Regions from separate parts of the Homo sapiens genome. Here region 2 is linked to region 1. A link is an interaction called in ENCODE POLR2A ChIA-PET data of the cell type or tissue named here. Cell type or tissue: GM12878. All regions are shown on one strand.

Region 1 (8,000 bases):
GAATTAGAATTATGAATTAGTGTATGAACTCGAGATTTTTAAAATAATCAATTTTGTAGCTCTGCCTAATGAAAGAGTCTAGAAAAACTTCTCCTGCTAAAAGGAACTAGGACTTCTTAGAGAGACAGACGATGCCTGGACTGGGGTAGTGAAGGTATAGGGTGAACCTAGAATAGCTTACAATTTCAGAAATAAGGAAAGTGTTAGGAAAAAAAAGATAGGGACATATCAAAAAGACATAGGAGCTAGCATGAAAGACTCCCACTGGCCAAGAATAGGACAATTTAAGAATCAAAATGAATAATGACAGGAATGGCTTATAGTACAATGAATAACAAAAGAATCCACGAGTTCATACTGATGCTAATTTTAATTTTTTTTAAAGAAGAATGAAGAAAGCTCTTTTAAAAAAACCAGGAAAAGTGACAGGAAGGATAGAAATAGAAAAATCACAAATTTATAACAATTATTGATAATTGATTTAGGAAATAATCATTCATGGATGCTAAAATCCACTGGAAGAAAGATGCTGAGGATGGTAGCTTATACCAGGGTGGCAGCATTGGAGGTGCTGAAGAATAATTAGTTTCTGAAAAAAGTGTGAAGGCACAGCCAATAAGACTACCTGATGGATTACATGTGGGATTTGAGAAGAAGAGAGGAGTCAAGGAAAACTCCAAGATTTGGGGCCTGTACAACTGGAAGGATGGAGCAACCACATTCCGGAAAGGGGAAGCTATGAGGCAGAGCAGATTGGTGGGGAAGATTTGAAATTCAGTTGTGAATATGTTAAGTCTACCAGACATCCAAGTGGCAATGTCAAACAAGTGGCTGAGCCTGGAGACTACATTTCAAAGTGGAAGTCTAGGCTGGAGAAACACCCCTCCCCCCATATATATATAATTAATAGAACTATATAACTCAACACCATGAAACTTAATAGTGTTAAGACTTAATAGTGTTAAGTTTTATATATATATAAATTCAATATATAAACAGAATATATATTATATGTATATAAAACTTACAACATAAGTTTTATACATATATAAAATGTACATATATAAATACATATATTAATCTATATTAATAGAATAATATATATTATTTTATGTATATAAAACAACACCATGAGAGGAAGGAAATGGAGAAAGAGAAGCCATTCTTGGTCAAGTTACTCATTAAGCCTCAGTTTCTAAGCTAAAACTTGGGATAAAACCATCTTTTGTGCAGAAGTGTATAAGGATAACAATAACAGATACATAGTAAGAACTCGATAAATGACACATGAGAATAACAAAGCATTTTTCTTGTTATTTCTATACTAATTGAGTATTTCTATGATTAACTGAGGCAACAATGTTACCATGTGATCTCTTTCGGAGTGTATTATCAGGCTGAAATGGGCATCATCCTATACTCGTAGGGCTACTGGCTTATAACCTCAATGCCACAATATGTTTGTAGTGGGCTGAATGGTGTACCCCCAGAATTCACATCTACCCAGAGCCTCAGAATATTGTATTATCTGGAAATGGGGTCGTTGCAATTATGATTAGTTAAGATGAGGTCACATAGGGTTATGGATGCCGTAAACACAATGACAGGTCTCTAAGAGAAAGAAGAGGGAGATTTGGACACAGGGACGCAGAGAGAAGACAGTATTCATGTGAAGATGGAGACAGAAATTGGAATGATGCAGCTGCAAGTCACAAACTGCCATGAATTGTCAGCAACCACAAGAAGCTAGAAACAGGCAAGGAAGGATTATTGCCTAGAGCCTTCAAAGGGGGCACGGCCCTGCGAAGACCATGATATTGGACTTCTAGCATCCAGAACTGTGAAAGAATAAATTTCGGTTGCTTTAAACCACCTAGTTTGTGGTAACTTGTTATGGCAGCTGGCAGTGAATGCTTTTAATTTTATGCTGCCTTTGCATCCATTCTGAATATAAGCTGGACTTTCTCATACCTAAAGCAGGGCTCAGTGACCGTCGACGCAGTTTCCAGTACTACACCTCCTCCCGGTTCCTCTATGTGGCCAATCTAGATATCTGCATTATACAATTGCCACCTGGTGATCGCCTCCCCATGGGCCAGCTACATATAGCCTACCTGACTGGTCTTCACTGATGCTCACACCTCGCATGGACTGTGCAGATATGCCACAGTGACTTCTTCTTCATCACACTGTGACCTCCTGGAACTCATACCTGCTTGCTTGAAACCCACCTATTAAAACTCCCTGTGGGAAACCTGTTTGGATAATGTCCTGGACCCAGTAAAGGCAATGGCCCGTGAGTTCCTTTCTCTCTCTTTCTCCACATGCTCCCTGATCTTGGTGTGTGGCCTTCCCTGGAGTGCTGTGTGCTCCCCAGGACCACTAAGTAATAAAATCTTTATTTCCATCTTGTGTTTCTCCTGATTATGGAAGGGGTGCTCTCTATCATAAGTATCCTAAATTAAAACACTGCCCTACAAAACTAATACAACTAAGGAGCCTAACAAGAATTTAATAAATTCCTTTCTGGTATCCTACCTATGAGATTTTCATAAGAAATCATGTGTTACATCTAAAAGAAAGCTTTTGACACAGCTGATCTCAGTCTCCTATCTTAACCCCAGACAGAAGAAAGGATATGGGGTCAATATACAGTGGAAGCAATACTGATTAGAGAGACTGTACTAAAAATAAATTAATAGACTGGTGAAGGTTTTGTGTAGCTCCATGAATCCATAAATGAACCAGCAAAGCTGCCACTCAATATTTGTAGTAGTGTATTTGGTTATATAAAAATAGAAGCAACTGTCATTTTTAAGTGCTTACTGTGTGGCATGTACTGAATAACTTGATTTACACATATATCCTATGACATAGGTATTATTTTTTCAGTTTCATAGATAAGGAAGCTGATGCTTAGCCAAGTTAAGTAACACTGCAAGTCGCAAAACTAGGAACCAACATCATGCCCAGCCCTGAACCAAATGACTTCAGAGCCAATGCTTTAAAACCTAAAAGTGTGGTCCACAACCACCTAAACCTCACCCCAGACCTAGAAACTGTAAATGTAGAGCCAGAAATCTGCAGTTGTAATACCTCTTTCTAGGACTTCAACTAGACACCTCTTACTCCTTCTTTTGTACCTGCCAGCTCATCCTTTCTTTCAAATTATCCATGTTAACTATGTTGAATCATTTTCAGTGTCGCACATTTAATTTTAAAAATTCGACTTGGTTTTATTTTCATTCTGCCTGGTCTGTTTTCTATTCCAAACTTATTTTGTATTTATATATCAAACAATTGGTAATTCAATTATCTGAAGATTCTGAGGATTTAATTCTGCTTTTCATTGTTCTGCCAGTTCTTAAACAGAGTGGCTTATTTGCATACATATTTTCTAATTTTTGATCAGGAGCTCATGATTCTTTGAGCCACATACATTTTTATGCTTTTCTGCAAGGCTCTGAGGGTATCCCCAATGTGGAACAACTTCATATTCATTTCTAGACTTGGGGTTTCCTACTCTATTCAGGGAGCATACACTTAACTCTGAATCTGTAAGAATTGGGCTTGTAGTTATTGATTCTCAAGAGAGGCATTTTATCTTCTGATTCCCCCTAGGCTGAGACAGGCAACTTCCTCATCACCTCTCTGCCTGAGGATCACCCATCAACAGAAACTATAGCCCTGAGAGAGTCCTGAATTAAGTGGGTGATTGCAGTTTCAATTCCTCAGATTGGAAAGGCCCAAGGCCTTATCTTTTGTCTCTAGGAAGCTGTTAAAAACCAAGCTTCTTGATTATCTAGGTCAGCAAATATTTCCAGGGCAGCTGTGGCCCCAAAGTCCACCCATATCCTATTGTGTTTTCCCAAAGTTTTCTTTTGTCTTACGGCGCCCCAGTAGTTTTCATACTTTCTAATAAACTCAGCTATGCATTAAAGAAAATGTTATATTTTTTTTCTAGTGTTACTAAGTGTATTGTAGTGGGAGAATTACCTACTCTACCAGGCTTTGGAAATGGAATAAAATCGATATTTTAAGTAGGTTTTGAAGCAGATTTTTATGGGTAGTAAGGTTTGAGAGCCACACTGCACTGTCTCCCATAGAGCTCCTGAGAAAACATGCTGGAAACTGTAGCTAAGTAAGACAGCTTCACATTTTTTTTTTTCCTTCAGTCCAATGTTCTGCTACTCAAGGTGGAGTCAGGTGTTAACCAATCTTCTTTAAGTCATGGATGAATAAATAAAGCTAAAGATACATCTATATGCTTCCACCCAGGCTTTATAAAAAGAAGCTAATATTTGTAATCACTACAAATATTAGCAATAATTTGAAATCCTGTTTTTTTTCTTTAAAAAATTTTTTTTATAGAGACAGGGTCTCACTATGTTGCCCATGCTGGCCTCAAAATCCTGGGCTCAAGCAATCCTCCTGCCTTGGCCTCCCAAAAGTGTTGGGATTATAGGCGTGAGCCACTATGCCCAGCTGAGGTTTATCCTTAATATTATGTTATAAGCAGTTTTCCACGTTGTGCCGTATCCTCTTAATTATCTTTTTAAAACACAGTGGCATAATATTCTATTCCACGGTATACATTGAATATCTATTCAATTATCTGTTGTAATATGTTGCCATTATATAATGGCATGTATTCTTAGAAACTGTCATAGAATTATTGTAGAATCCAAGATTGGCTAGATGATGCACTGTGATTTAGCAATTGTGCAGTGGTTCCCAGGCGTCTCTGTGGTTGAAACATTTTTGGACGATTCTGAAGCCCACCCATGATTGTGAACCATAGATTTAAAAGATTCCTGCAAAGTAGAAACAGATCCTTAACATTATGATAATGAATGGTATTCCACAATGGTTAAGAGTGCAGGCCCTTAAACCATATGGCATGAACTGAAATCTTGGGCTCCATCTCTAAAAGCCTGTGAGACCCAAGTTAAGCTTCTTAATTTCTCTAGGCTTCAATTTCCTCATTTATAAAATGCGGATCACAGAACCTGCATCAGTGGATTACTGTGATGATTAAATGAGATGATGTAAGTAAGCACATCAAGCCATTATTATAATCATTCTGTTGGGTAGAAGGGGACCTAAAGGCAAAAAGCATTGTCTGTGAAAGTCTGCAAGCACTTTCCAGCCCATGTCCATGAGACCCCAGGGAGGTGAAGGTAGTCTGGAGGCTTCTTATTTGGAATCCATCTGGAGGGTGGGGAGAAAAGACTGAGACTGCAGGGTAGCCTCCAGCTTCACCTCTGGACCTGCAGATGGGTTGAAAAACAACTTGTCTGTGGAGGAGGCAGTGGAACACATGTGGGGATCTTAGTGCTTCTGTGTGTTCACTTGACCTTATCAAGGCGAATTGCCAATATGTGACTTTATGAGGTCAAGACTCCAGAATGGAATGCCGAGAGTTGCCCCACTATACCTTCAGACTGAGACCACTGGGTTTAAAAGAAGCCACCAGAGATTTGTTTCGGATTGAACAGTGGTCCCAGAAATAATCATGTGTCAAGGAAGAGTGGAGGGCAGAAAAATGGGAATGGCCAATAGAGGAAGGTCACCAAGCCAGAACTGACAAAACAAAATTTAAAATTCAGACAGTTCTTAAATTCAAGGAGTGTATATCTCTCCTAATAATTTCTAAGGGTTAAGCTTCCCAGCTATTATCTGTGTGATAGGTTTTCTCTAATGAGTAGCTTTCTCCACTTTATAATAGTGACTTTGAATATATACAGCGGATTTAGAGGGCTATTTAAAAAAATATTTTACAAAGTAATATTTTGTTTTAGGACAAAATACAAAACTTCTGAACTACTTGCAACAAAAATTACCTATAAGTCTCAATTGTGGTTACATATGGGAGGGAGTTTTGTCTGCTTGTCTAGAGCAGTACCTGACACACAGTGCTCAATCAATATTTGTTCAATGAATTGCCTTCTCTCTTTTGGCTTCAATCACTAATGGTGAGCTTCATGCTTAATCTGCAAATGCATGGAAGAGCAAGAAAGAAAAAGCAGTGAAGCCCATTCAACTCTTTTGGCCATCAATTCAGTTTCATCTTTTTTCCACCTACTGGAAAACTGAAGGGAGGCTTTCTGGGCTATGTGTTGAGCAACATAAAGCATTTCACTTCATTTAAAATTGATTAAAAATGCAAGAATAAAAAAAGAAAAAATCTTAAAAAATATTACATAGATCATTTAAAAAGATAGCTGCTATCAAAAAGCTAAAGTGATACAAGCTATAGCATGATTCTTAACCATGTTAAATCTTTCCCTTTGAAAATATGATAAAAAGTTATACTCATCTCCCAAGAAAAAATGCACATACATACATGTGTAAGTCTGCATATAAATTTAGGAATCTAAAAAGCGTCTGAAACCACCAACAGGGATCCATAGACCCCAGGTTACAAAGCCCTTCTGTTCAATAAGCAGCTTTTCTCATGGTTTACAAAACACACAGTATAATGTACATAGGGGTATGGTTATTTTCCCTAATTAAATACTTGCGCAGTGAACAGCTTAGGGGTTCAATGGAAATCCTAATAAATGATATGAACTAGGTTCTATACGCACACATAGCTGATTATTGGTGATTTTCTCCCCTGTTGTTTTAAGTAATTGAGTCAGGTTAAATTATTTTAAATTAGTACTCCAAATAGATCCAAACCACGTGAATCAGACAAGTCTATACAAAGGAAAGGGAGATTATGCAAGGATATGTGATATCCTCAAATGCCACAGCAGATCGGGTAGTCTCTATTCGACCTCGACAGAAACTTAACATTTAGGATTTTTAAGGAAAGGCACGAAGAGTGGAGCCTTTTTTTTTTTTTTTTAAATCAGTAGTGGAAGGGGACAACAAAAAAGCTGTTGTTGACCTAAACATTTCAACACGTCTTCCACTCAACATAAAACACTCAGGAAAGACAACATATGTGAGAACCAGCTTTCAGAAAATGTTTGATTAAAAATAGTTACACTTCTATCAGCTGGGTTTCAAGTCCCTTGCATTTGATATTTATAACTAAAGAGAAACTAAGAATACTAACTGGTAAGCTATTTGTACTTTACAATCAAAGTCATTCTTGTCAATTTCTGGTTTTGCATAGAGTGGACCACACAGAAGGACGTGTCACATTAGTTAGGATAGGAAGGGGTACTTTCTGGTCACTCTAGAGGAGGATTGGTGAGAGTTTCTGAAGTCCCATGGGGCTGCTTCTCTTGTCACCCACCTCTGTGAAAGGGAACACAGTTTGATTTTTAAAACTTCACGCGTGGCTTTCGGGAAAAATAGGGAAGTGAGCCTTCCCTGGCACTCCTTGCTGAGTCAAAAGCAGGCAGGGACAAGCTTGGCCTAGAGGAAGGTTCCTGTGCTTTTCTGCCAGCCTCTCCTATTAGGAGCTCCGTGATGAAATTAGAATGGAAAAAACTTTAAAGGGAAATTTTATAGGCAGTATAATAGATTATTAAATGTTTAATGATGGGAAATTTTTCTTATGAAAGGACAAGATATAAGAGTTAGTCTGCATACTTACTTCCCCTAGATTTTTCTCTGAATATTATTTTTTGCTATAAGAGTTAGTACAAACTACATTGTGACAAATACATTTTTATCTAGACAGCAAAGAGGAATCAATAGGATCAAAGTGAGTACCAGTTAATCTTCAATGGCGTCCAGTTTGAACCTATGTTTGCCCTGAAAAGGAGCCATCCTATACAATGGCAAATTTGGGTTGAAGTTAGTAAAAATTAACTTTCTTGAAAATGCCAGTATTTATAGATGCATTCTTATGTAGTAAAAATATAAAAACATCTTGGGGAGTGAAAGTTCAGAGTAGCAGCTTACCTAAGAGAAGGAAGGAGGACAAAGTGATGGATAAGTGGGGTTTTAGCTGTAACTATTTTATTTGAGAGAGAGAGAGGACAGAGAGAGAGAGAGAGAGCTATCAAAAGCAAATAAGGTAAGATGCTAATACCTATTAA
Region 2 (8,000 bases), 210 kb after region 1:
TTGCTCAACCACTTCTTAACTCATTATCTTCCTTGGACCTTTCCTGCCTTTGACTGAAATGTTCTTCTTTTCCTTGAATTGCCCTGTGAAAATCTACTCTCTTAAGCCCAGTTAAACTTCACCATAAAACCTTTCTGGGGTATCACAGCCAGCACTGATTTACTGATTTCTCTATTTTCTGAATTCCTGAAATATTTTTTACCATGCTGATGTCACTTCTATTCCTGTGTTCAGCAGACATTTTAAATGACTGCTGCACTCTAATTTGAATGGTTATTTAAAAATACAAATCTGATCATATCATTCATCCTGTTAAACAATTCAGTGACTTTTAGATAAACTACAAACACTTAGAGTGGCTTCAAAGTCCTTTTCTGATTTGGTCCCTGTATGTTTCTTAAACCGTATCCTTTGTCACAGTTCCAATCTTAATGGACCATTTACACTGCCTGGTTCTCTAGAAATACCTGATTATGCTCTGGTATCAGTTTAGACATTACTTCTTCTGAGAAGCCTTTCTTGATCTTCTCAAGAGTGTAGTCGAAGTCCCTTCAATGCAATCCTGTATTTCTTGGTGCTTGTGCAATTATAACATATTATATATTGCAATTATATTATAACATGTAAATTATTTTATATGTATTACAGTTTTCTGCTTATGTGGCTATAACCCCTGCTGCCTCTCTCTACCCTCCAAAAGATTTTTAACAAGTTGAAGGGCATGGTCTGACTCCTCTCTCTAGAGACTAGTGTAGTGCCTGGTTTATAACATGTATTCATTATAATTTTTTTGAATAGATGGGTGAAGATGGTTTAAGATGAGTTTGATAATTTGAGTCCTCACATGACTTTACAGTCTATTGGAGGAGACATGACATATGCACATATAATTATAATGCACGAAACAGTGATATGCCTGATTAAGGAACTAACCCATTTATGCCTGAGGTTGCAATTTTTTGAATTTTTGCAATCAGACCTTGGCAATGACCTTGAGCAGTGGGATATAAATAACTCCCACATGCTTAGTGTTTCAATAATGGAACACTAGGAATAAATGTGTTTAAAAACCAATGTGAGATAAGACCTGTGTTTTCAGAACATTAATCTGACATGAGAGTGTGGAATGTATTGGAGTGGGTCAAGGTGGGAGCTAAGGAGCCATCTGCAGTGGATTTCATGAGATGTAAGGACCACTTGAATTTGGAGAAACTCAGAAGGTAATATAAAGGCTCTGCCTTCAGAGACTTCAAGAAGAGCAGGCATGGCTGAAGAGTATGCAAAAGGCCCCAAAGATAAGCCTTTTCTATTTCAATATTTTGCCTGTAATCATTATTTATTTAAGTATTGCTAGATCTCTTCCTTCATTATCTTCTGACCCTGTGATGCCAGAAGGAGAAAGAATAACTCCGGGCTCATATTAATGGATGGCCAGGCTAGTGGTATGTAGCAAAAAGGAGTGTATGTATGTGTGTGGATACTGCAAACATGTTTTTTGCATTGCCTGTTGTCATCTACTGCACTTTTTCCTGGGGTGGGGGTAATGATGGGTTAGATGAGGGTGTTTCTGGGAAGCACTGACTATGGACAGAAGAGATAAAGAACATTTGTTCTTTTTTTTTTTTCCCCTTTATGTGCTGAGAAATGGTGGGGGTAAACCTTCTAGGAATGCCTTCTAACCTGCTTGTTCAGGTGAGAAACTGGAAGGGCAGGACAGAGGGTGAGGTTACCTAGGTCTCTTGTTAAGAATCCTCCAAGACAATGGCCCCATTCTGATCTATTAGATCACTCTCACATAAGTTGATTGTGTACAGTGTGTTGATTGTATTTCAAGGCTTTGGGAAAATGAGGGACATTCGTAATTCATTTGACTGTGATGTCAAGAGCTTAGTTTGCCTTGATGCCAGGTGTGATTGGGATCCATTAGGAAAATGCTTTTCATTCCTTTCATATCTAACTCCCAAAATCACATCTTTACCCACTATTCTAGGAGTCATATGAACCCTTTTATATGTAATGTAATAATTATAGCTAGGATTTATTAATCTTTTACTGTGTGGCATTACTCCCTTAACCAATTTATTTGTATTATCATGTTTCATACTCATACCAACTCTATGATAAAGGTCCCATTATTATCTTCATTTTATGTGTAAGAAAAATGTGGCACAGAGAGGTTAAGTAACTGGACCAACGTCACGAAGTAAGTGGTAGAACCTCAGGCAGTCTTACACACTATGCTATAGTGCATTTTTTGAATTACAATCTAGAAAACCATACTTTCTCTAGCTAGAGCAACCATGACCTTAGATTTTGAACTACAGGGAGAAGTTACTAGTCATCGACTGCCTATCTGGTTACATTGCTTAGTCACATTAAGGAAATGGTACTAGAGCTGTGGAGGCTACGATGATGATGACTTGTCTTTGTCCTCAGAGACCTTATAATTAAGAAATAAGATGGAGGCTGGGCGCGGTGGCTAACGCCTGTAATCCCAGCACTTTGGGAGGCTGAGGGGGGCAGATCACAAGGTCAGGAGATCGAGACCATCCTGGTTAACATGGTGAAACCCCATCTCTACTAAAAATACAAAAAATTAGCCGGGAGTAGTGGTGGGTGCCTGTAGTCCCAGCTACTCAGGAGGCTGAGGCAGGAGAATGGCGTGAACCCGGGAGGCAGAGCTTGCAGTGAGCCGAGATGGCGCCACTGCACTCCAGCCTGGGTGACAAAGTAAGACTCCGTCTCGAAAAAAAAAAAAAAAAAGAAATAAGATGGAAACTGTGAAAAGTGACTATGGAAGGCAAAGCTGCAGTAATCACGAAAGCAGACATTGTAAAACATATCACAAGGCCATATATGATTGTCACATGGATACTAGAAAACATCTGCTACTAGTTTAGAAAGGTGAGGGATTTTTTGGGGTTGGAAATGCCTCATGGAAAAGTTATAACTCAGTCAATTTGGCTTATCTGGTTTGGTTTTTAAAAAATTTATTGATTGAACTCTTGCTTATACCAAATGTGATGAATTTTCATGTGAATTACATGAATTCTTTTTTAGAGGATGAAATTTTCTTTTATTGTTTCATATATAATGAATTTTTTTAAGGGACTATATTTTGAGCAACAATAGTACTTTCTTCTATGGATAGACTTCAGGCATGTCTAGTATGAAACCTTTCAGTTCATTTCTCACTTTTATGCTAGAAGTTTTCGGCCAATGAATCCACTGTCTCTTCTGGCGGTTTAGAATGGAAATCTTCCCTTATGATGCCTCTGAAGCAATTGCATTCTTAACTGCACAACACTGGAGAAAGTGGTTTGTGCATAGGTGTTGGGGAATGAGTTGAAGCAAGGAGGGAAGAGTAGGTGAGCCGAGCCAAGTACTTCAACAGAATCACTGACTCTTAACTATAGGTAAGACAGTGCTGCTAGGAGGCAGTTTGAGCTTTCTCACACAGTTATCAGGTGAACTTTCCATAATTGGGATAGATCTTTCTCTCTAGGGATGTTCCCTAGGGTTGTTCTCTCATCTGGGTGGGAGATTTGCAGCTGTTATGCTTTCCATGATTTATTCTTATCTTGGGATATATTGAGGGGCAGGGACTTAGTTTTCTGCTTTCTAGTCATAAAAACCTATTACTTTTCAACCATAATAATTGTTTAAAGGTGTTTTCTTTAAATTTAATATACTTTTGATTCTTTTTTTTTTTTTTTGAGAAAAGTGAATTCCTTTTGGTGGTAGTAGGGATTGGGGGAGAAAAATAGGAATATAAATAGAAATGGAAAATAAGGCCTGAAGTTGAGAAGGATCAGTGATCCTCAGGAAAAGAAAAGCAACATCTAATGAAGGCAATTTAATGTGGCTGGTAATGGGTTTGCAAGTTACTTGTATTCCAAGTGGTGTTTCCTCAAGGGATGTACACATTACTAAGTGCAAACAGCTAGTATTAGGGTCATTTACAATGCAATTTATTTTAAAAAAAGAATGTTACTAAACTCTAGGCTATCTAAAAAACTAGGTAATTTTCAGAATTTTCCCATTTCCAACTTTATATAACAGTAGATTCCTGTTTGTAATCAAAACTAATTAATTTATTCTCAAATTATTCCCAATTGTCTGTTTCAGTAGCCTTGAGATTTATTTTATAAAGAAATGAACCTTTCATCGAATTACCTTTGTGTTGATAGGATTTGGGAGCATAGAAAACATTCAGAATGGAGCCTTGTTTAATTTGGCTTCCGTCTCTTTCTAAAGATACTCTGTTGTTTTTCCTGGCCTGAAGTTTAAGGAGAATAAAAACAAAAATCTGTTGAGTCTAGATTAAAGGTGAACCTGAAATGTAGCATTATGCCCTCCAAGGCCAAATATTTAACACCTTGACTTTTTTTCTTTAAATAACTAATTGAATAGCTAGAGAAAAAAATCAAGTGAGCATTGATAATGCCTCTAAGTCTTTAGTTCTTTGAACCTAATTAAAAAATAAACCATAATTGTAACCAATTTATTTGGTGAGCTTCTTAGACCTCTAACTATCTTAGAGAATACAGCATAATGGTTTACAATCTGGCTTCTGGAGTCAGGCAAGCTTGCGCTGAAATTCTAATTCTCTTGTTTACCACCTGGGAAATCACAGCCAAGTGACTTACCCTCTTTTTGTAATCCTTAGTTTTCACATCCGTAAATTGAGAAAAAAAGAGCCTTACTCATAGGACAGTTTTTTGGACTAGAAAATAAGAACAATATTAACATTTATTGAGCATTTAACATATTTCGGGCACTTATATATTCAGTATGTTATACGTGCCAACTCAATAAAGATATAAGACTTTTTTCCATTACCTATATTGCTTCCAATAATACGTAATACAAAAGACAATGTATGTAAAATACTTAGCATTGGGCCTGGCTCAAATTATGTGCTCAATGCATAGTTATTATCATCATAATAGTATGTTACTCGATATAGCTACATTATCCTTAACAAAATTGTCTTCCATTGATGATCTGAACACCCAAGCGTCTGTCAACTAAAAGAAGAAAGCACAGCCATGAAAAGACAGCAAGAATTAATGAAAAAAAAGATCAGTGAGAAATAAGTCAGTCCAGTGCCTTTGATTTCAGTCTTGGTTTCCATGGTGACTCACCTTCAGAGAGGCTTTTACAGTTTACCTCCACTTCCCTTTCTCCAAACACTGGTAGTAAATTCTTGAAAATGTAAACCTTAGGAGTAGAGACTAATAAAATAATTTGAGTACTTCAATGTGCATTGAAATTATTACCTCCCTTCCAGAGGACTTCTGATGCTACATTTAGAAGTTGGCTTTATTTTATTATTTTTGCCCCAGATTGGCATCACCACTGAAATGTGAATGTTTGGGGAACCATATAATACTTCCAGAAATGGATAGAATTGCGGTTTTAAATTGAGATCTACTTCTAAATCTGTATGGACCTCTATATGGGTTTTGCAAGCCGAAGAATCCAGGACCCTCTGCATTTAGCTGAACCCTGTTGGATAGAAAACAGATAAGAGAATGAGCATTATTTTAGTCTAACTGGAAGAAGTGAGAGATGTATCTCTTCAGCGACAGGGAAACAGAAAGTTAGCCCGAACTTCAGCGAACAGTAAAATCAGTACACCGATTCTGAGCTTGGCAAAAGTTCCTGCTTTATATAAATATTCATCATATGTTCTATAAAACATGCAGTCCCTTATGTTAAGAGATGCATGCTATGATGGTACCAGGTAATAGAGTTTGAATGTTAAATCATAATGCTCTACAGTTTTCTTCAGGAGCAGAGTTCCCCAGAACGTAAGTATATTATTCGGTTACTTCACCTACACATTAGCATGAACAGCTAGACACTGGCTCTGTCTCTAGTCTTGGGATGAACGCTGTTTAAGTAAATGTTGTGGGTAGGGCCTTTACTGTGGCAGAGGAAACAGGTCCTGTCCTAGTAAGAATATTTACTAACAATTACGGAGCACTTCTTGTGTTCCAGGCATCCTGCTCAGTTCTTCTTTATACACCATTCTGTTAAACCTCCTGATCCCATGGAGTAAACACTCTTGTTATTCCCTTGAGGAAACTCAACCTTAGGTAGGTTAAGTAACTCACTTTAAATCAGATGACTCATATTGGCAGAGCACATATTCCATTCCAGGGTGACTGGATTCTATAACCGATGCACTTTCCACTATTGCCTCTCATGCTGAAGAGTATCATCCCACAGAAGGACTTATTTTCCAAAAAGCCAAGTGCCTCTTGTGTCATCCAAGTGCCTGAATGTCAAGGTAGAACTAATGCCATTTTCTTGAAGCCACTGGGAACTGTACAATCATTTATTTGAAGCTGGCATATGTTCTCTGCTGATGTTCCCCTCTTGTTTGAGTGAAAAGAGGGAAAAAATGTCTTTTCTTCCCCTTGTTAAAGTTGTACTTGCAATAATCAGGGCCGGCCCTAAAACTCATTATTACTTCCTCTACAAACTAGTTTTTAACCTTGCAAAGTTATTTCCTGACAATTAACATTTGATACTCGAAACAATATTGTGAGAAAATTGGGACATATCAGTTCCCCCAGAAACTGAGATACGAATAAGTCATTTGGTAAAAGTTAGACAAAGTCCCCAGATTTTTCTGGGAGACCAGACATTCCAATTTTGAATCCTCAGTTCTTTTTCCTTGGGCTAACTTTAATCAGATGCTGTATTAGCAAGGCCACGGTGCTCTGACTAACCTGAATATTCCATGATCTTTGTGTTTCATTTACTGTGTATAACTGGACCATAGAAAGGTGCGAATGCCTGTTCTGTTTTCTCACCTCTCAGTCACTATTCAAACCATTGGTTCTGGCTTTTTTCTGTCCCCACCACTTCCCTGAAATTTATACCAAGTCACATGGAACCACCTTATTGTTAGGTTCAGTGGGTGCTTCTCAGGCCTCACCGCTCTGATAATTTTGTTGGTGTTGATTACATCCTACCTGAAACACATTCTTTCCTTGCTTGCAGCTGTTTGTGCCATGTTTTTCTTACTTCTCTGGCTGCTGCTTTTCAATTTTGATTTCCTTTGCTCATTCTTTAAATATTAGTGCTCCTCAGGTTTCCATCTCGAGCCTGTTTTATTTTGATGTCACACACTCTTTCTGTATATCTTCAAGGACTCATATGGCTGTGATTATCTATCTGTAGATGCTTTCTACATGAGTTGGCTTACTTCAGATTTCTCTCTTGAGATTCAGCCTTGCGCACCCAGCTGACAATTGATGTCTAACTCTTTTCTTTTCCCCAACTCAACAGGTCTAAACCTGTCTCAAACAAAACTCATCAACTCCATCTCTTTCTCCATCAAAACCTTTTGGTATTCCTGTTTTGCCCATCTTAGTGATAGGTATTACTATCTGCTCACTGAACTAAGCTGTGAAACTGGATGTTAATATTGACTCCTCACTTTTTCTTTCCCCTTCCCATATCAAATGCACATAAGTCTTGTCATAATAACTTATAAATATCTCTTAGTTAATCTCTTGAAGCTCCAACATCCTCTTTGTGTAATGGGGAAAATTGTACCTACCTTATGGGATTGTAGTAGAGATGAAATCAGATAATATGTCTAGCCACTCTGTCTTTTGCCTGGCATGCTGTAAGTATTCAATACACATACACTCTGTTACTGCTGCCGCCCTCTGCATCCAGTCTTGCCTCACATATCTCTTTCCTCTACATTTCTTCCAGTCTTGAATACATATATATGTATATATATACACATTTTATTATTTTATTAGACTTCAAGTTCTGGGATACATGTGCAGAACATGCAGGTTTGTTACTTAGGTATACGCGTGACATGGTGGTTTACTGCACCCATCAGCCATTATCTACATTAGGTATTTCTCCTAATGCTATACCTCCCCTAGCCCCGCAGCCCCTGACAGACCCCAGTGTGTGATGTTCCCCTCCCTGTGTCCATGTGTTCTCATTGTTCAATTCCCACT

Evidence for each region. Peaks named below come from ENCODE experiments on the same cell type or tissue, not always from the same donor. Only the 100,000 strongest peaks of a DNase experiment are listed, where the experiment ranks them.
Region 2: POLR2A ChIA-PET joins it to region 1 with 5 read pairs; 1 of 35 experiments calls an interaction of 5 or more read pairs at or near these places.

What each region holds. Positions count from the first base shown.
Region 1 is chr4:102,542,458-102,550,457 of GRCh38, reverse strand. The region is part of intron 5 of NFKB1 (nuclear factor kappa B subunit 1); the gene reads right to left. Among named protein-coding and RNA genes, the nearest start is that of NFKB1-AS1, 44 kb to the right of the region's middle. In GM12878, no CTCF peak of the experiment used is centred here; DNase peaks (open chromatin) are centred at 3,657 and 7,177; H3K27ac peaks cover 3,560 bases.
Region 2 is chr4:102,332,950-102,340,949 of GRCh38, reverse strand. All of the region lies in intron 2 of SLC39A8 (solute carrier family 39 member 8), which reads left to right. Among named protein-coding and RNA genes, the nearest start is that of SLC39A8, 8.5 kb to the left of the region's middle. In GM12878, no CTCF peak of the experiment used is centred here; no DNase peak of the experiment used is centred here; H3K4me3 peaks cover 854 bases.